2 separate regions of the Homo sapiens genome follow, and region 2 is linked to region 1. A link is a loop called in an ENCODE intact Hi-C map of the cell type or tissue named here. Cell type or tissue: dorsolateral prefrontal cortex. All regions are shown on one strand.

Region 1 (8,000 bases):
TTAGCCAGGTATGGTGGGGGGTGCTTGTAATCCCAGTTACTTGAGAGGCTGAGGCAGAGAATTGCTTGAACCCGGGAGGCAGAGATTGCAGTGAGCCGAGATCGCACCACTGCACTCCAGCCTGGGGGGTGACAGATTGAGACTCTGTCTCAAAAAAAAAAAAAAAAAAAAAAAATTAAAAGAGCGTACCACTATCTACATAAATACATACACTGAAAATGCATAATAACTTCAGCTGCTCTGATACCAAATGCCAACATCCATGAAAATGTCCTACAAGAGAGGGAGGGAGCTGCATCAATTGCGCTGATGACCCTGGGCCAATTGTCCTAAGATCTGTTAGGTCTGTGATCTGGGAGGGCCCTGGAGATCCTGAGGCAGCAGGTGAGGCCTGAGGCCTGGGACCCCAAACCCAGCTAAAACTAAAAACTAAAAACTCTTAAGTGTAGAGTTCAGTGATACTCACATTCTTGTGCAACCATCAGCACCATCCATCTCCAGAATGTTTTTATCTTCTCAAACTTAAACTCTATACCCATTAAACAGTAACTCTCCATCCTTCCCTGCTGTCCCCAGCCCCTAACAACCATCATTCTGCTTTGTCTCTGGATCTGACTACTCTAGGAACCTCGTATAAGTGGAATCTTACAGTATTTGTCATTTGGTATCTGGCTTATTTCACTCAGTGTAATGTCATCAAGGTTCATCCCTGTTGGAGCATGTGTCAGGATTCCCTTCCGTTGTAAGGCTGAATAATATTCCATTGTACGGATACACCACCTCTTGTTGACTCATTCATCCTCTTGTTGACTCATTCATCTGTGGATGGGCACTTGGGTTGCCTCCACGTTTGAGTTATTGTGAATCATGCTGCCGTGGACGTGGCTGTACTGCAACTGGTTTTGCATTTATTTGAATAGGTGGATTTCAAAGGTACAAAAGACCATCCTGTGAACCGTGACTCCCTCCCAGCCCATCCTCCAGGCCCCCTAGAGTTTTAACCACAAGCAGCCATGGTCACCAGTTTCTTGTGATCTTTCTAAGAGTATGTGAGCATATGTGCTATGCCATGGTAGAGGCTGGACGCGGTGGCTCACGCCTGTAATCCCAACACTTTGGGAGGCTGAGGCAGGCAGATCACCTGAGGTTGGGAGTGAGACCAGCCTGGCCAATACGGTGAAACCCTGCCTTCACTAAAAATACTAAAATTAGTCGGGCACAGTGGTGCGTGCCTGCAATCCCAGCTACTCAGGAGGCTGAGGCAGGAGAACAGCTTGAACCCGGGAGGTGGAGGTTGCAGTGAGCCAAGATCATGCCACTGCACTCCAGCCTGGGTAACAGAGTGAGACCCTGTCTCAAAATAAACAAACAAATAAATACAATAAAATTAAAAATCTAACAACAGTGCCCTCGTTCCCATGATCTCACAGTCCATCCAGGGAGACAGACTTGTAACCGAATGCCATGATTACAACCAGCTCAATGGGAGATGAAGAAGGAGGTGTGTTCGGAAACCTGGGAACTGAGGAGGGAGTGGGCTCTCAACCTTAACATGGGCTGCGGGAGTTGGGCAAGAATCAGAAACAGATTATGTAGATGATACTGGAACTGTGTGGTTTCCCATTTGCAAAAAAAAATTAAAATTATATTTTACAATGTTAGTATATTCTGAGCATTTTAAGAAGTAAAGTCCACTTTGATAAAAGGAAGAATGTCTATCTTCCTTGTATATATATCTATTCCTATAGAATACCCATTTGTGTCTTAGTTTGTAAGAGCTGCCATAACGAAATACCATGGACTGGGTGGCTTAAACAACAGACATTGATTTTCTTACAGTTCTGGAGGCCGGAGGTCCAATATCACAGCATTGGCAGGGCTGGTTCTTCCCAAGGCCCCACTACTTGTGTTGCAGATGGCGGCCTTCTCCCTGTCCCTTTCCTCTGTGTACATAGATCCCTGGTGTCTCTTCTTCTTCTTTTTTTTTTCTTTTTTTTTTTTTTGTTGAGATGGAGTCTCGCTGTGTCACCCAGGAGAGCAATGGCATGATCTCGGCTTACCACAACCTCTGCTTCCTGGGTTCAAGCAATTCTCCTGCCTCAGCCTCCCGAGTAGCTGAGATTACAGGCACACACCACCATGCACAGCTAACTTTTATATTTTCAGTAGAGACCATGCACCATGTTGGCCAGGCTGGTCTCGAACTCCTGGCCTCAGGTGATCCACTCGCCTTGGCCTCCCAAAGTGCTGGGATTACAGTCTCCTCACCTTGGGCAATTTAATCCCTCTGGACTTTGGTTTCCTAACTCGTGAGATGACAATAGTAGTTTCTTTCTAATTTGGCTGTTTTTAGGTATAAACGAAAAGAATATATAGGTAAAGTGCTTAGTACAACCGTCTGGGAAATAGCAAAGTCCCCATAATGCCAGCTGCCGTTACTGTTATGTCTAGTATCGAACTTCTCCTGGAAATCAGCCACCTCTCTCCTTGAGCCCTGTCCAGGGCCAGTGGGTTTTTGGTAGTGTAGAGGGGCAACTCCTATCTTGCAAGGAACGGCAAGAGGTCGGGGCAAGCAGCTCTCTCTGGTCACTTCTTCAAGGGGGTGGTTGCTGAGGCTTTGGAAGGGAATTTAGTGAGCTCAGACCCTCTCAAGGCTACTGTGCTCCAAGTATGTGGCAGTTCATTTCAAGCTTGATGGCACACTCTTTGCAGAGCAGTTGCCAAGGAACGAGGTAATCTTGTGACAGAAATACTGCCTGATGCTGTCAGTTTGATGGTCGAAAAGGTTTTAGGTGGTATCAAATTTTATTACTAGCATTCCTGGTCTCCATGAAAGAACCACATAAGAAGACAAGTTATGTCAAAGGACAAAACCACAGACCTAGATGGGCACCGTGCATACAGCAGACACTTGGTTTCCTTTTGATATTGACTCAAACAGGGACTGGATTAAAAAAAGAAGAAAATAACAACAAGACCACAGACTTAAGCTGATCAGTGGTCTAACACTGGCAAGATTACTTTTGTTGATAAATTGATTTCTTGGGAAATCCTGGGAAAGTTCCTGGACGTGACCCTGTGGTCCTACCACCACTAGCTACCTGTGACCTTGGGTGAGTCAGCAAGTGGATGCAAAGGGAACACACACAGCACGGTGCCACAGCGGGCACCACCTGCCCCCCGCCGTCACAGATGGCTTGCAAATAAGCTACTCACGTACTTCCTGAGATCTGCTGCACCCAAACACACCAAGCTCAGAGAGGCTTTTGAGGCAGACAAGGGCAGGGAGAGAGGATGGTTCTTCTCGCATGGGTATTTAAGGAGTGTAGTGTCATGCGTGAGTGACTTTTTGGTTAGTAAGTTCTGCTGATTACATGAAGCAATGGGATAACTATCACGGCCAAAAGAGTATTCCTACTGCAGGCTCAGTAAGACTTTCTAATGATATTGAAGTAGTAGTTCCCTGAAAAGAGCTACTATGATCACATGGCTTGGTTAACTGTTTCTTACAAGTCTGAGCATGAATTTAACACACACGAACTATACACTGACAAAGACAGGATGCTCCTGAAATAAAATCACAGCATCTTATTGCATATACTACATCATCCAAGGTCAAAACCCTTTCATAGAGACATTTAAAACTATAACCAAGTAAAAGAGAAAATAGATGCAAATTTGCTTTTACAAAATTTGAAAATCAACCAAAAGAGTAAGGCACAAGATGCAGTCAGCTACAAAGCACTTCAGAGAACAGCGCTTTGCTCTCAGGTCTGGGACCCACCCCCTGGGCAAGGCCGCCTGGCAGCAGGCAGGAACCAAACCCCTGCCACCTCCACTCACTCCCAGGGTTCCTCTTTGCAGGATGGTGGGGAGCGCAGGCACCAAGGCAGGAAGGCCAGGGCAGGAAGATGCCCCGCGTCCTTCACTTTCCCTCAGTGTGAGCACACCAAGTTCCCTCTAACCAGGAGAACAGGACCCTAGGCACCAAAAGTCAAGCATGAGGGACTGCCACAGGCAGTCTGGCAGGTGTCTTTCAGATGCTAAAGTGCCAGGGTTTGCAGGATACTTGGATGGTTTACAGTGATGATGAGTTGGAGTCTTTAAACTCAATGGTGTCCTAGATACTCAGTTAGGATGATAGTGATCCCATCCATCCCGTGGTTGGTCACTGAGCTGCGTACGAAGCTGGCCTAGAATCAGACCCCGCATCCATAGGGAGAAATCATCACCCTCTACCGGGATCTGGATTTGTTTTCAGGATCTATTCTCATGAAGGAGACTTGAGAAGCTGAGAAACTCCAGAAGAATTTAAGTTTCAAAGTCAGATGAGTTTGCTACTCAACCTTCATCATGGTTGTAGCTTTCGCTCCCAGAATACAAGGCCAGAGAGGCACCAACCAGGAGGCAAACTTCACCTTCAAGGCCAGGCAACGCCTGGCTACAGTTAGACCCCGCAGCAGGGTTAAAGAAGGCTACAGTTAGACCCCGCAGCAGGGTTAAAGAAGGCTACAGTTAGACCCCGCAGCAGGGTTAGAGAAGTCTCTCCAGCAAGGCTGGGAGTTCAGCTTCCAATAGATCTAGAGGGCCAGGAGAAAAAGCATGCTGAGTGCCTGGCGGCATCTAGTGGTCACTAGTGGTCACTGCCAGTCATCAGCTTTCCTCCAATAAACCAGTTATCATGAGAATATAAAACAATCAGGAAGAAAAAAAAGTGTAGCTTTTTTTTTTTTTTTTTTTTTTTTTGAGACAAGAGTTTCGCTCTGTTGCCCAGGATAGAGTGCAGTGGCAGTGATCTTGGCTCACTGTAAGCTCCACCTCCCGGGTTCACGCCATTCTCCTGCCTCAGCCTCCCGAGTAGCTGGGACTACAGGCGCCTGCCACCATGCCCGGCTAATTTTTTGTATTTTTAGTAGAGACGGGGTTTCACCGTGTTAGCCTGGATGGTCTTGATCTCCTGACCTCGTGATCTGCCTGCCTCGGCCTCCCAAAGTGCTGGGATTACAGGCGTGAGCCACCGCGCCCGGCCAAAAGTTTAGTATTTTATCAAAGAAAACCATGACATACTAAATAGTCCTGAAACAAAAACGATTTACACATTTTCTTCTGACTAGGTATTTATTAAGTTCTAAAACCTTGAATAACTGCTATTTTAAAAATTCACACTAAAAGAAAACTAGAAATGTTAACATCTTTTACAGAGGGCAGTAAGTGGCCTTTTTTTTTTTTTTAAATTATAATTGCCTAGGAGAAAGGTGAGCTAATCTCTTTGGAAGTGTCATCAGCTGGTGAACTTCATCTTGGTCTCCACTTTATGTCTTTCACTCCATGAAAATGTCTTTTCAAAGCAGTGTTATCCGCCCATGGTGAGTTTAAATAGGCATCATCATCATTTTCTTCCAATCTCTGGAAATAAGTATGTTTTATTCAGGCAGGCATTTCAGGAAAGTGTTTTGCACATAAAGAGACTGAAGAAAGAGTCCATGACTGACCTCCCCCTCTCCCTGCCCTCTAGGAGCAGGATACTGCCATGTCTAACACCAGGGGACACCTGGCAGGACCCCGACAGACCTGCAGACAGAAGCTCTAGAAAGACCCCTCCCCGGCATTCTGCAGAGCTCACTGCTCCCCAGCAGCCCCAGGTAAGGCACACAGGCTATGTGTGGGCGCCAGCACTGCAGAAAGCCCATCTGTCCCCTGCTACCTTGAGCTCCTCTTGTCTTCTGTGATAGTACAGCATCAGCTGCTTCTGCTCCTCACTGCTAATAATAGGCTCTCGGGCTGGAGCTCCCTGTCCCCTCTGCAAAGAGGAGAGCAGAGCAAATTGTGGATTAAGGTGTTCTTAGAGTGACAATCCTGAAGTTACAACAAATGTTTTACGATTGCCTTTGCCGGCTACTAAAGATAAACAGGTCCCCCATGTCTGATCACCCGAAGTGAAGCATCAAGGGAAGCCTTGGTCTTGAGCAGCCCTGAGCCCTGGACTCTCACTGTGTGGAGACCAGAGGCTGCACGATACCATCTCTGTCTTGACCATTCCCAAGGCAGACACTGCAGGCAGGTCCAGTGGGAAAGGGAGGATGCTCAGAGCCACGGACTCTGGATCTACATAAGGTGGAGGGCCCCATTTCCCCAAAATCACAGCCTAGTGACGTAGGAGCACCCACAAAACCAAGGCGGCCCCTCAGGTTACAGCGCTACACGATGTCCTTCAAAGGTCTCGAACCTTTCCTCCTCCCCCTCCTGTACACAGCATCAGCAGTTTGAAAAAGCCTGAAATCAGTGACGGGCGAAATTTTACATTTCAAGGAACATATCTGTTTACTTGCAGCCCTATTTTTACGCTTGAAATTAACATAGTATATTTCCTCTCCCCCACATATTAAAACAAACTCTAGATATTGGTACTCAATCCATATTTTCTTCCAGTTTTTGTTGGTGTGCAGGAAGAGGATATTTTTAGTTTAAACCCGAGCCAATAAGATTAAAATATTTGTACCAGTAGTTTAAATCTTTCGGATTCACTGTACATTTTTATCAGTTTGAAGGGAAATAACAAAAACTACTGACACATTAAAGCAAAAAGTACTTACTTGCTGAATCTTGGCGATAATTTTGGTTTTTTCATTCTTCCCCACGTAGTCTGAAAGCTTCTTCGTTCTTCTCAGCTCCTTGGCTGCCCACCACAGCTGCGCCTCTGCCTCTTTAATGACGTTGAGCCCTGCCTGGGGCCAGTCGTAAGAATGGCTTGACTGTGTGTTCCCACCCAGGGGGCAGAGCCCAGCTGAGCCCCTCCCAGCAGGGGGCAGGGGACAGATTTCTCCCCGTGCTCACCATGGGAGGCCTGACTCCCGCACCTCACTCTAAGTCCTTGCTGACTTTAGTACCTTCCCTGTTAAGTTTCCACTCATGCCCTGACTCAGTTAACTTCCTCCTCTGGACAACAGGGAGATCCTATCTCATTTGCACCTTGATCCATATAGTTCGTCTTAGACAGATCTGTAGGCCACTGCCAGGGAAGGGCACTGGCATCGTGCTGGGTGTTTAAATCGAGGTATAAAGGGGCTGCCTGTTTACTTCTGCATATTTCATTTATTTAACATGGCTTAGACAAAGAATATTGTCCAATAGGATAAGAAGTGAGAAAACCCAAGGAAAATGGAACATGAGGGTCAGAAAATAACATGAAGCAACAGGTAAGACTAGAAACACAAATTTCCATGCAAAGGGACTGACGCATTTGGGTAGAAATAGGAAGAAATTAGGTAGCTGGCTTCCTAGCAGCCAAAGACAGTGGAAATGTTTGCAGTCACTCCTGATGAGCGGCCTCACAAACTGCGTCCACTGCCTCCTGTGTGTGGGGCCAAACCCCTCACTCATGAGTACCCACTCTCAGGGGCTGCTCCTGAATTCAGAACTCTGCTCTGAAGCAGGGCATAGCAAACCTGAAAGCTGTGTAGGGAGCAAAACACTACATCCAGAAGAGGGGCATCAAATCTTAAGGGCTTTGGGGGCCAGGAACTCAACCTCCAGAGTACCCACTCACAAACTACGTACCTGTGTTCCCGACAAGTCTTCCTTATTTTCAAACTCCATGCGGATGGGATCATACGGTGGCAACCCCATGGGGTAAACAATCATCACCGCGCCTCGAAGCTGGTCCAAGGCATCTTTCACCATCTCCATGGTAACACAGACACCGGCTTCCACTTGTTTCTGCAAGCAGAAAGCCATCGTTATCTACAGTGTGGCTAATCACTTCCATAAATTCGATCAAGATCTTGTACAAGACCCTTGCCAGATACTGCCAGAGCAACAAAAAGAAATCAAACAGTTCTTGCTCCCAGAGTGACTACCATCTATTTCAGGGGCTGAGCGAAGCACACCGTGGCCTGTATTATAAAGCAGACGGTGAGCAGCACTGAGCATGGAGTACAATGAAGTGCAAAGAATTCTCAAAGGAGAAAGAGCCCAATGCTGGCAGCACAGATGGCAGTGAG
Region 2 (8,000 bases), 740 kb before region 1:
CAATTTGGGAGCATCCTGCTGGGATCTAGAATTTAATATGCTGGCAAGACCCCTGGAAGAGACACGCTACTGGGATGGCTCTTAGAGCCTGGGAAAAGCACTGTACTACACTAAGGGAAGCAGAAATGCCAGAAATGCCAGAACTGCCGTGGCAGACAGAGAAGAAGGCCTCAGAGAAGTGGGCATCTAGAACTCATACACACACAAGGCTAGAAACCTCACCAATTGATTACATTGCACACAAAGGCACAGAGGGCCTTCCATTGTCCTAAGCAATAAGAAATGCACTAGTGAGAGGGGTGCTGGAAGCAGTGAGAAGCTCAGTGGTGGTTCTCCCAGGGCTGTAGTAGGAGATGCCACTGCAGAATTTGGTTTATTGATATAAATTGATATGATAGGACATTGAAATAACAGAGGCCAGGTGGCAGCACTCTACCAGAAGCCAGGCAGGTGCAGTTAAGATAAAGAGTGTCAAAGATGGATGGCAGTCAAGGAGGATTCACCCACATGGAGTGGTAAAAACAGTTAAAGAGTGTGATGTCCCTAGGGGTAAGACAGATGGCAAATGAGTGAGGATATTATTTACTTTATACAACTAGAAGAAATCAAGGGTGGATGATCAGGAAGCTGAGGGCAGCTGCCCAATAAACAAATAATGATCCTTTGCTCAGTTTTCAAACTTGAGCCAATTTTCTAACGTGGAGTCCATTGACTGAAAAGAAGTCTGGATCTTTGGGAGAGGACTTTACTATATTACAGCAAACATGCACAGCAATGATTCGGCCAATCTGTCCCTAGAGGGACCTAAGGCCACTTGCTTGGGTAACCACATGCAAGAGGAAGGGGCATGGCAGCTAGCTCCCAAGATCAGCTCCTAGCTCACCTCCTAGTCTTCATGCCTCTGTGTGGTCCTCTTGCATGTTGAATGGGGCCAACCTGTAACAAATCGGACATTGCACAAATGATGGAGTGTGACTTCTGAAGCTAAGGCATAAATACACTGTGGCTTCTGCTTTGCTCTTAAACATCACTGCATTTGGCAGACGCCAACTGCCATTTCATAAGGACACTCAAACCAACCTTTGGAGAGGTTCAAGTAGCAAGGAACTAAGGCTTCCTGGGAACAGCTCCTGTGAACAACAGCCATGCATCATAGAACTGGATCTTCCAGTTCCAATCAAGCTTTCAGTTGACTGTAGCTCCAACCCACATCTTTTTTTTTTTTTCTTTTTTTGAGTGGAGTCTTGCCCTGTCGCCAGACTGCAGTGCAGTGGAGCGATCTTGGCTCACTGCAACCTCCGCCTCCCGAGTTCAAGCGATTCCCCAGCCTCAGCCTCCCAAGTAGCTAGGACTGTAGTGGTGGCAAGACTCCTGGAAGAGACACACACAAAAACTATTTTTTTTATATTTTAATAGAGACGGGGTTTCACCATGTTGGCCAGGATGGTCTAGATCTCCTGACCTCATGATTCGCCTGCCTCGGCCTCCCAAAGTGCTGGGATTACAGGCATGAGCCACCACGCCCGGCCTCCAGCCCACATCTTGACTGCAACCTTGTGAAAGATCTTATGCCATAACCTCACAGGTCAGCCACTCCCAAATTCCAGACCCACAGAAACTCTGTGAGATAATACATGTTTATTGCTGTTTTAAGCTACTAAATTTTAGTGTAATTTGTTACACCGTAATAAATAAATAATATAGGGACCAGACACTTCAATGACTATCTAGGTCTGAATTGATACCCAGAGAATTAAAGCCTCATTGTAGACTCCCTGTTAGGGTGGGGGCCGATAGGTACAAGATGATTAATTAAGTCTAGGCCTAGGTCAAGCCACAGTGCGTCCACTGTCTCCATGGACTTAGGTGGTGGTTGTTTCCACAGTTGCGAAGTGTACAATTGGAATGGACACACTTGGTACCTGCCATAACTGCTGCATTATTTGGCCTGTGAGGTAAGAGATGTTGTAACAGAAGGCTGAGTGGAATGCCCTAAAACTGAAAGACAATTCTGCATCCCAAGAGTGTTAGAGATGAGTGTCAGCCTTAAGGACTTAGAAGACGCAGGTGTGATGGCCCCAGCCCATCTCTATTTAATTCACCAGCCTGGCCCCTGCAGAAACCACTGGATTCTGGATAATGATAGTGCACTACTGCAAACTCCATCAGAAGGAGCCCAGATTGCAGCTGCTGGGCTTGGCATGGTACTTTTTTTTTTTTTTTGAGACAGAGTCTTGCTCTGTCGCCCAGGCTGGAGTGCAGTGGCATGATCTTGGCTTACTGCAACCTCCGCCTCCTGAGTTCAAGCAATTCTCTGCCTCAGCCTCCCGAGTAGCTGGGATTATAGGCACCCACCACCATGCCTGGCTAATTTTTGTATTTTTAGTAGAGATGGGGTTTCACCATCTTGGCCAGGCTGGGCTTGAACTTCTGACCTTGTGATCCACCCACCTCGGCCTCCCAAAGTGCTGGGATTTCAGGCGTGAGCCACTGTGCCCAGCCTGGCCTGGTATGGTATTTTTTACTAAAACAGATGAATGTAGCCTTTAGGGGATGATATGTGGCCATTGTTCTGGTGAATGCGTTATTTTCCATCACTCTTGAAAGGAAAAAAACTGTTTGCATTCCCTTGACCAGACAATCGTATGTATTTAGTCTTCCCTCAGGTGGTGCTAACTCTCCTACCCTCTGTCATGTGTGATATATAGTCTGAAGAGAACTGGACCTCCTGGACATCCTGCAGAACGGCACCCTGGTCCACTGTATCATGCCTCATGTCAATCAGATATCAGATGGGTGAGCAAGATGCAGCAAGTGTACTGAAGGCCTTGGAAAGACACATGGGCTTCAGATCATGGGAGACAAACCCTAAGTTTCAGAGGCCCATCACATCAGTTGTAGAAGTCTGGTGTTCCAAGGCGCACTGGGGATAAATGTAAAGGATAAATTATTGCATCTCACACCTCCCACCATGAAGAAGGAAGCACAGTGCTGGTAGGTCCCATCGTTTCTGGAGGCGGCATATTCCATATCTGGGAATACTCTTCCTACCCATAGACTGGATTACATGGAAGGCTGCCTCCTGTAAGTAAGGCCCAGAGGAGGGCTCTGGAGTAGATCCAGGCTGCAGTGCAAACAGCCCTTCTGCTTGGGCTGAACAATCCAGCATGCCTTAGGTTACTAGTGATCTCAGAGGTAGGGAAAGGCCACCATGTTCAGTTTACAGAAAGTTCCACTGGGGAATCATGAAGGACTCCTAGGGCTCCGGAGCAACGCCATGCCATCTACAGTAGAAAATTTTACACTCTTCATTAAAGAGCTCCTGGTGTGCTGCTGCTGGACCACGGTAGAGATGAAGCAGCTGGACATGGGACACCAAGTGACCATATGCACCTCCAGAGGTGCCCCGCACAGGCTCATCAGGTTCTAAGGCTAGGTGGGCCCTGCAGTATCCAAGGCAAGACAGAAGTTCTGCATCCATGATCAAATATATCAGCAGGGCCTGAAGGCCCAAGCCAGCTACACTGGCAGCTAGCTCAGAATTCCAGAGCCCCCACCACTGTTGCACCAAGGGTACTCCCTCAACTCACACCTATGGCCACATTTGGAAGGGGAAATCCTTATGATCCACAGATGGAGGAAGAAAAAGTGAGCTTGGATCTTGGATGGCAAATGTGGACAAAAATGGACAGTGACTGCCCTACAGCTGTACTCAGGATGGGCCAGAAAGGCAACATCAAGGGGAAACCCTGATGGGTGGAGCTTCATTGGTGCACCAGGTCATCTACTTGGTTTAGATAAAGAATACGTATCTTCCCCCTTCCCTCCCTCCTTCCCTCCCTCCCTCCCTGCCTTGTTTCCCCTTCCTTTCTTCCTTCCTTCCCTTCTCCTCCTCCTTCTTCTTGTTCATCATCTACTGATCAATGTGTCTATTGATCTATTTTCTATTAATCACCTATCTAGGTGTCATCTATCTCTCTATCTCTTTATCCGTATCTACTAATTATCTATCATCCATTGGTCATTCATTATGTATCTGTCATGTATCATCCTTCTATCTATTGAATCTATCATCTGTTTCTATCAATCATCTATTTATCTATCATCTATTTATTGGTCTGTCTCTTTACTAATTATCTATTATTTGTTGGGCACAGTGACTCATGCCTGTAATCCCAGCACTTTGGGAGGCTGAGGAGGGAGGATGGCTTGAACTCAGCAGTTTGAGACCAGCCTGAGCAACATGGCGAAACCCCGCCTCTGCAAAAAAAAAACACACAAAAAATTAGCCGGGTGTCGTGGTGCATGCCGATAGTCCCAGCTGTTTGGGAGGCTGAGATGGGAGGATCACTTGAGCCCAGGAGATAGAGGCTGCTACAGTGAGCCGTGATGGCACCACTGCACTCTAGCCTGGGCAACAGAGCGAGACCCTAGCTAAAAAATCTATTATCTATCTATCTATCTATCTATCTATCTATCTATCTATCTATCATCTATCTATCTATCATCACTATCTTTCTACACACATGGACTCATTGGCAGTAGCAAATGGCTTGGGCAGTTGATCAGGGGCCTGGAAGGAGGGAAACTGGAAGGTGAGGGTTGAGGAGCAGGCCTAGAATAGTGGCACGCTCTGCATGGCAGTGGGCCCAAAGCCTGCAGATGTGTGTATCACATGCTAATGCTCAGCAGAAAGCCTCCGCCACGGAATGAAAAAGCCCCGGACAAACTGGTCTTTTGACCCATTCACTCTTTGCTTTATTTTAAATGTATCGTTTTCAGATTTATGTCCCAGACACTTTTCGCTCTGATGTAAGAATGCCGTGCTAAGAACAATAACCAAAATAGCTTCTATTTTCGTAGCATATGCCCATAATTTGCCTCATTTTACCCTGGCAGCAGTCCTGGGACTTAGGAATGACAGGGAGAAGTTCTTCCTTTCCAGATGGAGAAAGCGGATGCTTAGAGACAGTAAGAGCCCTGCCCAGGGCCACGGAGGCAGCTCTGGCCTCCGGTCCTGCATTCTCTTCCCGGTTTCTTGGGCCCCTCTGGGCTGCGGAGGGAAAGCAGAGCCGAGTTGACCAGCAGGGGGCGCCGGCCTCTTTTTGTCTACATCTGTCCACCTGGCTGTGCCAGGCAGGCTTCTGCAATCAGCACGCGTGCCCAGTTCTGTGACTGGTGAGTGGGCTCAGTTCCAGGGTGCCCTCCGCCTCACTGCATCTCCACCTGCTGGCCACACCGTAGACCATGCTCTGTTGTATGTGCTCACTTCTAAGTATCCCCAGACCCCTCGCTGCTGCAGGCTCTACTCAATCCCTACTAAGAAATGGACAGGAGTCAGCACCCAGCGAAAGGCTGTAAATAAGCCTCAGCGCTAACAATAACCTTTCCCTCCCTGCCATAATACAAATGTGGAGCTTGTCATCGAGGCTCCTCTTTGAGGCATGAATATTGATCTTTTGCCATATGTCTTTATGATGTGTGCTTTCTCCAGCAGGACCCGGTTTTGTTGCGTTTCTCCTTTCTGCCTTCTCATTTATTATGGTCGTCTGCTTCTGCAACGAGACTCCCTGTGAATTACAAATTTAGTCAACCACAATGAATTTGTGTTGAGCACTCCCCAGGAGCCAGGCACCATGCATAGTGGACTTAACCAAAGTCCCAGCCCTCATGGAGCAGACATTCTAGGGAAGGAGCCAGACAAAAAGCAAAACAAAGAGGGAAATGATGTAATTTGTCAGATGGCAATAAGTGCTGTGAAGGAAAATAAAGCAGGGAAGGGGATAAGGAGGTGGGGTGCAGGGGAGTGGGGCGTAGCCCAGGGGAAATTTGCATCAGAGAGAAAAGGTCAGAGAAAAGGCCCACAGAGAAGGTGACATTTGAGCAAAGACCGGAAGATGATGAGGAAGCCAGCTCTACAGATATTTCTTGGAATAATATTCCAAAAAAGTAAAAAGAGCCCACTGGGGGAGTGGGTCCCACACACAGGTCAGTGTGGCTGGAGGGCAGTGAATAGGAGGAAGTGAGATCAGAGACATGATGGGATGAGGGAAGAGAGATGAGCCCTGCAGGGTGGGATGCAGATTGTGCTGGGCCTGGCAGGGCCATAGGGATGATGTTGGTGTCAGTGTACGATGGGAAGCCACTTTCAAATGAGACATGCATACAAGGGGGAATGGTCCAGATCAGTATGTGTGATGGCCTCTTCCTATAGAATATTTAAAGTTCCATTCCTTCTCAATAGCCTCTATCAGGGATTTACAGGAAGAGACCACACATCAAGACGTCCTAAAGCCCTGGGCCCATCTGTAGTTGGGAGGTGGCAGGTACATTTTTCTTACTGAAATAGCCATTACATTCATCTTTTGGAGACCGATGGAGGTACAACTGTGATGAGTCCTGTGAGAAGCCATCAGCATCTTGTTTGAAGAATGCACCTTTTTCTTCTTGAATATCAGCTCAGTGGCTGCTGGGAAGCAGCTGCCGGAGGTTGGCCTGGTGTCACCATCCGTACACCATCATGCTGCAGTGCCACAACCACACAAAGCTCAGCAACTCCTTCCTCTCCCACATGGACAGATCAAGAGTTGAGATGAAGCTCCGCATTGCCATTGCTGCACATGTACAGTGTACCAGGCATGCATAGGTGTTGGGATACAAAGTCCCTCGCTTCATGGACATTAAATGAGAGAGAGAGAGAGAGAGAGAGAGAGAGAGAGAGAATAAACACATAAACAAGTGAATGCACATTCTTCTGTTAGCTAATGATGAATGACATGAAAAGTTGAGTGTGGTAGTTAGCGACCCTGGGACAGTCTGCCTGATTTCTGATTTTCTGATTGAGAGAGCAGAGCCCTGAATGAAGCAAGAAACTTCAGCAATGTTGAAGAAGTGTGTCATGAACTGAATGTTTGCATCCCCCTGGCCCAAGTTCATACATTGCAGCTGTGACCTCTGATGTGATGGTATTTGCAGGTGAGACCTTCGGAAGGCATTTAGGCTTAATAGAGAGCATGAAAGTGGGACCCTCATGATCCGATTGGTGTCCTTATAAGAAAAAGAAGAGACCAGGGCTGTGTGTCTTTCTGCCATGAGAGCACGTGGCGAGAGCACTCGTCTGTCAGCCGGGAGGACAGCCTTCATCAGGAACTGAATCTGCTAGCACTTTCGTTCTGGACTTCTCAGTCTCCATCATCACGTGAGTCAATTTCTCAGTCTCCATCATCATGTGAGTCAATTCCTTAGAGTAAATCTCTATATATGTATATCTGCTGGAACCTAAATCTTGGATTCCTCAGAACAATAAGAAAGAAATGTCTGGTGTTTAAACCGCCCAGTCTAGGTGTTTTGTTATGGCAGTCTGAGCAGACAAAGACACAGAGGTAAAGCCTTTGAAGCAGGGAAGAGCTTGGTGTCTGGCTCCCAGGAGGTGACAGTGAAGAGGTGGGCAGGGCCATATCATGACAAAGCGCTTGGGGAATCTTTTCTGCAGGGGTCTGTTGAACAGCTTTCGAGTGCAGGGAAGTGATATGATCTGATTCCCATTTTTTTTTTTTTTTGAGATGGAGTCTTGCTCTGTCGCCCAGGCTAGAGTGCAATGGCATGATCTTGGCTCACTGCAACCTCTGCCTCCAGGGTTCAAGCGATTCTCCCTGCCTCAGCCTCCCGAGTAGCTGGGATTACAGGTGCCTGCCACCACGCCCGGCTAATTTTTGTATTTTTAGTAGAGATGGGGTTCCGCCATGTTGGCCAGGCTGGTCTTGAACTCCTGACCTCAGGTGATCTTCCCCCTTGGCCTCCTTAAGTGCTGGGATTACTGATTCCCATTTTGAAGAACTGGTTTTGGCTTTGGCGTGGAAGCAAAGGATGCCACTTAGGAAGTGAGAGAAAGGGTCACAGGCGGGTATAGGATTTGCTGATGGGTTGGATATGAGAATCGAGAAGCAGAGGAAGCAAAGGATGACTGCTAAATTTTGGGGTGAATTTGGGTGAAGCCTTAG

Evidence for each region. Peaks named below come from ENCODE experiments on the same cell type or tissue, not always from the same donor. Only the 100,000 strongest peaks of a DNase experiment are listed, where the experiment ranks them.
Region 2: a loop joins it to region 1, with 6 times the contacts of the local background. A loop is called at or near these places in 22 of 110 quality-filtered maps.

What each region holds. Positions count from the first base shown.
Region 1 is chr21:32,596,568-32,604,567 of GRCh38, forward strand. CFAP298-TCP10L (CFAP298-TCP10L readthrough) reads right to left here. Exons shown (of 12, transcript NR_146639.2): 4 at 7,558-7,716; 5 at 6,594-6,725. It overlaps CFAP298 (cilia and flagella associated protein 298), which reads right to left. Exons shown (of 7, transcript NM_021254.4): 4 at 7,558-7,716; 5 at 6,594-6,725; 6 at 5,705-5,800; 7 at 2,787-5,406. The coding sequence ends at 5,296. Among named protein-coding and RNA genes, the nearest start is that of CFAP298, 12 kb to the right of the region's middle. RefSeq lists a silencer at 7,912-8,000. In dorsolateral prefrontal cortex, CTCF peaks have their summits at 4,626 (motif pointing left) and 4,825; a DNase peak (open chromatin) is centred at 4,614; H3K27ac peaks cover 2,669 bases.
Region 2 is chr21:31,861,137-31,869,136 of GRCh38, forward strand. No RefSeq gene overlaps it. Among named protein-coding and RNA genes, the nearest start is that of HUNK, 7.9 kb to the right of the region's middle. RefSeq lists a silencer at 5,145-5,284. In dorsolateral prefrontal cortex, CTCF peaks have their summits at 5,086 (motif pointing right) and 5,286; DNase peaks (open chromatin) are centred at 4,665 and 5,105; H3K4me3 peaks cover 820 bases; H3K27ac peaks cover 464 bases.